Regions from separate parts of the Homo sapiens genome. Here region 1 is linked to region 2. A link is a loop called in an ENCODE intact Hi-C map of the cell type or tissue named here. Cell type or tissue: ascending aorta. All regions are shown on one strand. Links, peaks and the distances in the headings refer to the core of each region. The heading gives the core; the rest is flanking DNA. Region 1 overlaps LOC124901594 (a long non-coding RNA gene). Region 2 overlaps LINC02889 (long intergenic non-protein coding RNA 2889).

Evidence for each region. Peaks named below come from ENCODE experiments on the same cell type or tissue, not always from the same donor. Only the 100,000 strongest peaks of a DNase experiment are listed, where the experiment ranks them.
Region 1: it touches region 2 in a loop (2.1-fold over the local background); 3 of 110 quality-filtered maps call a loop at or near these places.

The regions. Positions count from the first base shown.
Region 1 is chr7:16,966,317-16,969,239 of GRCh38, reverse strand. It overlaps LOC124901594 (a long non-coding RNA gene), which reads left to right. Exons shown (of 2, transcript XR_007060229.1): 2 at 1-2,061. Among named protein-coding and RNA genes, the nearest start is that of AGR3, 86 kb to the right of the region's middle. In ascending aorta, for the core only: no CTCF peak of the experiment used is centred there; a DNase peak (open chromatin) is centred at 1,639; H3K27ac peaks cover 1,610 bases.
Region 2 is chr7:17,522,993-17,525,915 of GRCh38, reverse strand. The region is part of intron 1 of LINC02889 (long intergenic non-protein coding RNA 2889); the gene reads left to right. Among named protein-coding and RNA genes, the nearest start is that of LINC02889, 34 kb to the left of the region's middle. In ascending aorta, for the core only: no CTCF peak of the experiment used is centred there; a DNase peak (open chromatin) is centred at 1,385; H3K27ac peaks cover 777 bases.

The DNA of each region.
Region 1 (2,923 bases), core at 293-2,792, 560 kb after region 2:
AACTCTATCATATTTCTGACGTCTAATTTTAGTACCAGTCCTGAGCAATGAAATTTATTCCTATTAGACATGCCATTCATGATCCCATTGTAACAGGTTTAAAACTGAAATCTGCTAGAAGATTTCTTTCTACCGTCTCAACAGTGCTATTATTTGCCCAATTACACAGGCTCACGACAACCAGTTGTCCTTAAATTTTCTATTGTTTTAAGTGTCCATACCTTGTCATGAACACCTGAAGATCTTTTCTTCAAATTATCTCTTGCCTACCCCAACTATTTCCATTTTCACTAATCCGATGAAGGACCCATTTCCCTATAAGAGAGCCCCAGTTATCCTTGACCACGAAACCATGACTTTCTGCCAAGAGTACTGCAACAGTCTCCTCACTGGCCTCAGACTTCAGCTGCTCCTCCTTCCAAAGCCTCCTTTGCACAGCTGCTGCATAAATCTGCTTAAAACGTTATTTTTGTCATATGTTTCTCTAATTAAAACAAAAACTTTTTATTATTTTCCATTAACTGAAAGAAAAATGGAAAGTTTTGAGCCTAATATACAGTTTTACATATTCTGACTCCAACTTGTTTTTCTAGTTTTCCTAAATCTCCCATAGCTAAATCAGCCTTTATTATCTCCATAATCTTCTTTGTGCTTATTTTCCAACCTCACTTGTCCATCTCATTTTTCTCCAGATATTTAAATCTTATCCCTCACTTCAGAGCATTACACCACAAGAGGCCTTAGGATTTGCAACCACATAGACTAAGATGCAAATGCTAGCTTTGCCATTGATTGGCACTGTGACCTTGGGCAAGTTAGTTCACCTCAGACCCTCAGTCTCAGACCCTCATCTGTACTCCACAGATAATTATTAGGTACTTCCCATCTGCCAAAGACTGTACTACGCTTAAGGATGCAAGGGCGACCAAAGGCAGACAAATGCATCTCTGTCATCATGGAACTTCCAGCCCAACAAAAGAGAAACATTAATAAAATCCCGTAAGACCCACGTTGCACAGTGTTAGAACTAAAGTGAATACATGCAAAGCAAGTAACTCAGTGTTGAACACTTTATGGGTAGAAAAAATAATGGTTATTACTAATCCTCCAAAACCCAGCAAAATACCCATCTTCTGTGATAAGTCTAACACTTCAATTTCCTCTCCAAGGACTCTGGAAATTAAGATCACCCTCATGTTACCATGAAGTCTACAAATATCCCCTCATTCTCCAAGTTCTTCTTTTACTGTCTTTACCATGCATCTGACAACTGACCATGTACTTTTCAGAGGTAATTTCTTTTGTTATATTGCCATTAAACAGGGCAAGCATTTTATCTCAGCAACTCAATCTAAGCTTTTTAAGAGTATGGACTGAGTTTTTAAAAGTTTGATATGCACTAAAGCTCCCAGAACATGCTAAATATTTGTTGATTTAGTGAGTCCAGCCCTACAAGTCCAGCTCTATGAATCCCTATGGAGTACTTGAAGTGATTCCAGAGGTTTTCTTCCCCCACATAGAAAAACAATCTGGCCTAGAATATTGGGAAGTGGAAACATCATTACTCATTTACCCTCTTTGAGAGTTTCTCCCACCCATTTTCCTCTTTAGCCTGCCAAAATGTTTCAAATTTCTAGGAGCCCAGGAAAAGGCTGGTTTTGGCAGCAGACAAGAAAAGGATGAAATGTTGATTACGAGGGGAAAAAAGTTAAAATGAGCCAGAGCCAGAATCCCTGAAAAAAAATTTAAATTGAATTTCTAAAAGGAGCCTTGATTCTTGGAGTATGTTTATTTCCCATTGAGCTTGGGAGATTATCCAAAGGAAGTTAAAACCAAAATATTTCCCACTAGGAATAGTAGACATTGGCTTGCCAAGTTTAGAATCTACTAACTCATTGGGCCCTAGATTTTGAAGCAGTCACAAAGAATACCATTTCACTTTTCCCTGGGGAAATGATTTCCAGCTTCATAGTTTTAAAGTGTTTGAAGATGTAAAATTATACTCAAATAATATCTTATGAATGTTAATTTTAAAGAATAAAAAACACAAGTATGTTTGAATGATGAGAAGGCTATTTTGTTAGAATTTGAAATCTTTAATATTAAGACAAAAAGAGAGGACGTGATAATAAATTTTTAAACTATGTGCCTGAATTATAAGCCATAATAATTCTAGCAGTCTGCCTCAAAACATCTGAAACCGGCTAGGCGCGGTGGCTCGCGCCTGTAATCCCAGCACTTTGGGAGGCCAAGGTGGGCGGATCACAAGGTCAGGAGATCGAAACCATCCTGGCTAACACGGTGAAACCCCATCTCTACTAAAAAGTAGAAAAAAATTAGCCAGGCGTGGTGGTGGGCACCTGTAGCCCCAGCCACTCGGGAGGCTGAGGCAGGAAAATGGTGTGAACGCGGGAAGTGGAGCTTGCAGTGAGCCGAGATCACACCACTGCACTACAGCCTAGGCGACAGAATGAGACTCTGTCTCAAAAAAAAAAAAAAAAAAAAATCGGAAATCAATGTTCTAAAATACAGGTTTAAAATAGCCGCCCACACCTCTCTGAGTACCCACTGTTCAGCAACTAATGTCTGTTAACATCAATCATCCAACTGGATTAATTAGCCATATTTTGTTCCCTGCTTGTATAAATTCCACGGATATTTTCCAGATGACAGTGGCCTTCAAAGCACTATGTCAGGTTCTATGGGGACACAAAAATGAATGGCATACTCTCAGCCCTTCAGAATCATATCTTGGTTAGGGAGTCAGACACCTACAATCATAACACAATCATGAAAATGTTACAAAGCAGCCTCTCAGAAACACGATAATAGAGATCCATATGCTGTGCCATGGGAGATGAGACTCATGGACGGGTGGTGGTGGGTCCGGAATTTATTCCTTCCAATGGGTTCTTGGTCTGGC
Region 2 (2,923 bases), core at 250-2,749:
CACAGACCCCAAGCAAAAGTTCTTTTGGTGGTAGTTTGTAAAATAGGTCTTAATGGCACATTTTATTCCCTGTTGAATTTCCGTTAAAACTTCCATTGTATTTGTGAAGACACAGGATGCAAAGATTTTTAGAAAACAAATAGAATGGCTAAATCAGGGCATTAGGGTTTTTGCAGAGATCCATGAATTGATAAGGATCTCCAATATTGTTATGAAATAAAATAATATTTACGTATTTATTACTATTCATATCGGTACACTTCTGATTCATAAAATACAATTTCACATAACTGAATTTATTGTAGCTTATTGCATTTTTCATCAATGTCTACTTGTGTAAATAGAATTGTTGGGTATCATGGCTGTGGGGGGCATATTGTCATTTGAGGGTGATCTATGAAAATTTCTGATTTTAGAAAAAGTGACCTCATACTAAAAAACATTGGGAACTACTGTTATCAGATGTTTTGGTAAAGATTTGTGTGTTATTTTTTCTTGGCTTCGTTTCATAAGCTCTGCCTTGTCTTTTTGCCTGAATTATTTCTCTTCTCATGTTGCAATATTTTATTGTTGTAGGGAACCTTATATTGTTTTTGAAACAGGTTGGGTATAAGCATAAAATCTGATAATAGCTTCACGTTCTCTGCAGCCAGGTACTGGCTACTGGGGTGGATAACATTTTAGTATCTAGGAATTGCAAAAGAACTCTCATCTAGGTGTATAAGGATTTCCAAGTTGTTGGGGCAGTGGCCTTTGGATGTATAATTGTCCTTTGAACCCATATTTAATTTCGCCCTTTTCTTGTTTGAAATGGCTTGAAATGTGCATCAATTTTCAACTGGCTTCTAGTTTCCTGGAAATCCTGGTTTCCTGTTAAACCCTTCAGAGTTTCTTCTCACACTCAGTGTGCCCCAGACTTGCAGTGCCTTTAGCTTGTCACCGCCTTACTCATCATCTCTTTTGAATGCTTGGTTTCTTTCCCTCCTTCAGTTTTTCACTTTTGTTCCCTGGATATTTAACATTTTTGTTATATGTGGTCAGTTCTTTAAATCATAAGTGGTACTATTGGCTTGTTTCCCTTTTTTCTTCTACGATGGGGAGGAGATACTAAGTATTTTCCCCTGGAGATCTTTAGTTTTCTTTTACATTTATCTGTAGCCTTCTCTGGGGCTATTAAATGTAGACTTCCTCTCAGTTATCTTGAGTTTCTATGGATTAGCTTGTCAAAATAGTCAAACATAACTGACAAATATACAATCTTCATCTTGGCTTGGGTCAACCCCCTGCTCTTTTATGAGCCGTACTGAGACCTTTGAAGTACTAGTTCCTCTCTCCACTGACGGCTGCTGGCAAAGATGCAGGCAGCCTGAGGTTGATGGCGACATGGGCAGGTATCATTGCAAATAGCTGCGGCATTGTAAACAATGCAGAGTATCTTGCCAACGACTACTCATTGACCTTGTTTGGCTCTGGGAGCAATGAGGTAAGGCTGTTGAAATAAGTTTGAGATTATGAAACACTAGACTACCATCAAAAACATAAAAATAGGATAATCTTTTTCAGCAGAGTATGTAAGAAATTTTCATAAAAAGAAATAATTATCACTCTGTACAGACTGGGGATTTTCTTTTGGTTTGAAGAATTTGACATTTGCTGTGATTTACCAAAATAAGTGTTGATGGACCTAAGCTGAATGTAACCTGAACTGTGAATAGAGCCAGAACTGTGCGGAACTTCCAGTCATCTCCATAGAAATACAGAATGCATAGAAAATACAAGGGTAAGAAGAGGAATCATGTGGAAGAAGAGTAAACATCTGGTATTCAATGTTTATAACTCCCTTTATATAGGTTATGCAGATCTCTTTAGGTTAAGCAATTACCCAAGTGCTAATCAATAGTACAGAAGTCCAAAGAAAGCCAGCTGGAGTTCTGATCAGGAAGTCCATATTCCACAGGAGGCTAACAGAAGTGCTTCTGTTTTTTGTGTTTCAATTAGCAATCCGTATGGAAATTAGCAGATTGAGCAGAAATTTGCTTGTATTGGTGAAGTGGGTGACTTATAAATTAGGATAATTTCACTGCTTGGCAAAATTTTAAGTTTTCAGGAGAAATGATTTCTTTAAAAACATGTTAGAGACATTCTGCATATTTATATGCCAATGGAATAAGAAACCAGTGAGGCCTTACCATACCCTTAAAATAGTGCCCAAGGCTTGATCCCTAAATGGTCCTGTGGCCACCCATTGATTTATGAATTTTTCAAGTTGTCTGGAGCTAACTATCAGGGTACTAGGCCCTGCTTCTGGAAGGCTGTCATAATTGGTTTCAGTTATTTTTTTATGTTGGTGGGGCGGCTGATCACTTAAAAGGACAATGCTGGCATTTCAGTGAAACTACAGTACAGGTTGTTTTTTGCCTGCTTGTTAATGAATGTTTATATAACTGTAAGTGTGGGAGAATTTTGTACGAGACTTGCTTTCGTTACAACTTGGCAGCTCAGTTTTACTGAATGGTTAACTTCCAAATCAACCTGAGAAAACATAAGAACAAAGAATGTATTATTGGCTAGGCCTATCATTTAAAATGTTAACTATTTTAAAGAACTAAAAGTATGCCATTTTCTTTAAATTTTACTATATCTTTGATTATTAAAGGTGAACATTATTTGTGTTAGCCATATGTATTTTTATTTTTCTGAATGTTCAGTTCATGCTCTTAGTTGAATTATCTTGTATATATTTTATCCAGCTTGTTTTTACTATTTAGGTTTCTGAGGTTTTACGATGGGCAGAAATAAAAAATTTTAGATCTTTAAATCTAGTAATCTGTTCCTTTGTTTTTGAGCTTATTATGCTTTTCTTTTTCTTCTGTGAGTGACAAATTTGCTTATTTAATTTTATTTTTTATGTTATAATATTTGG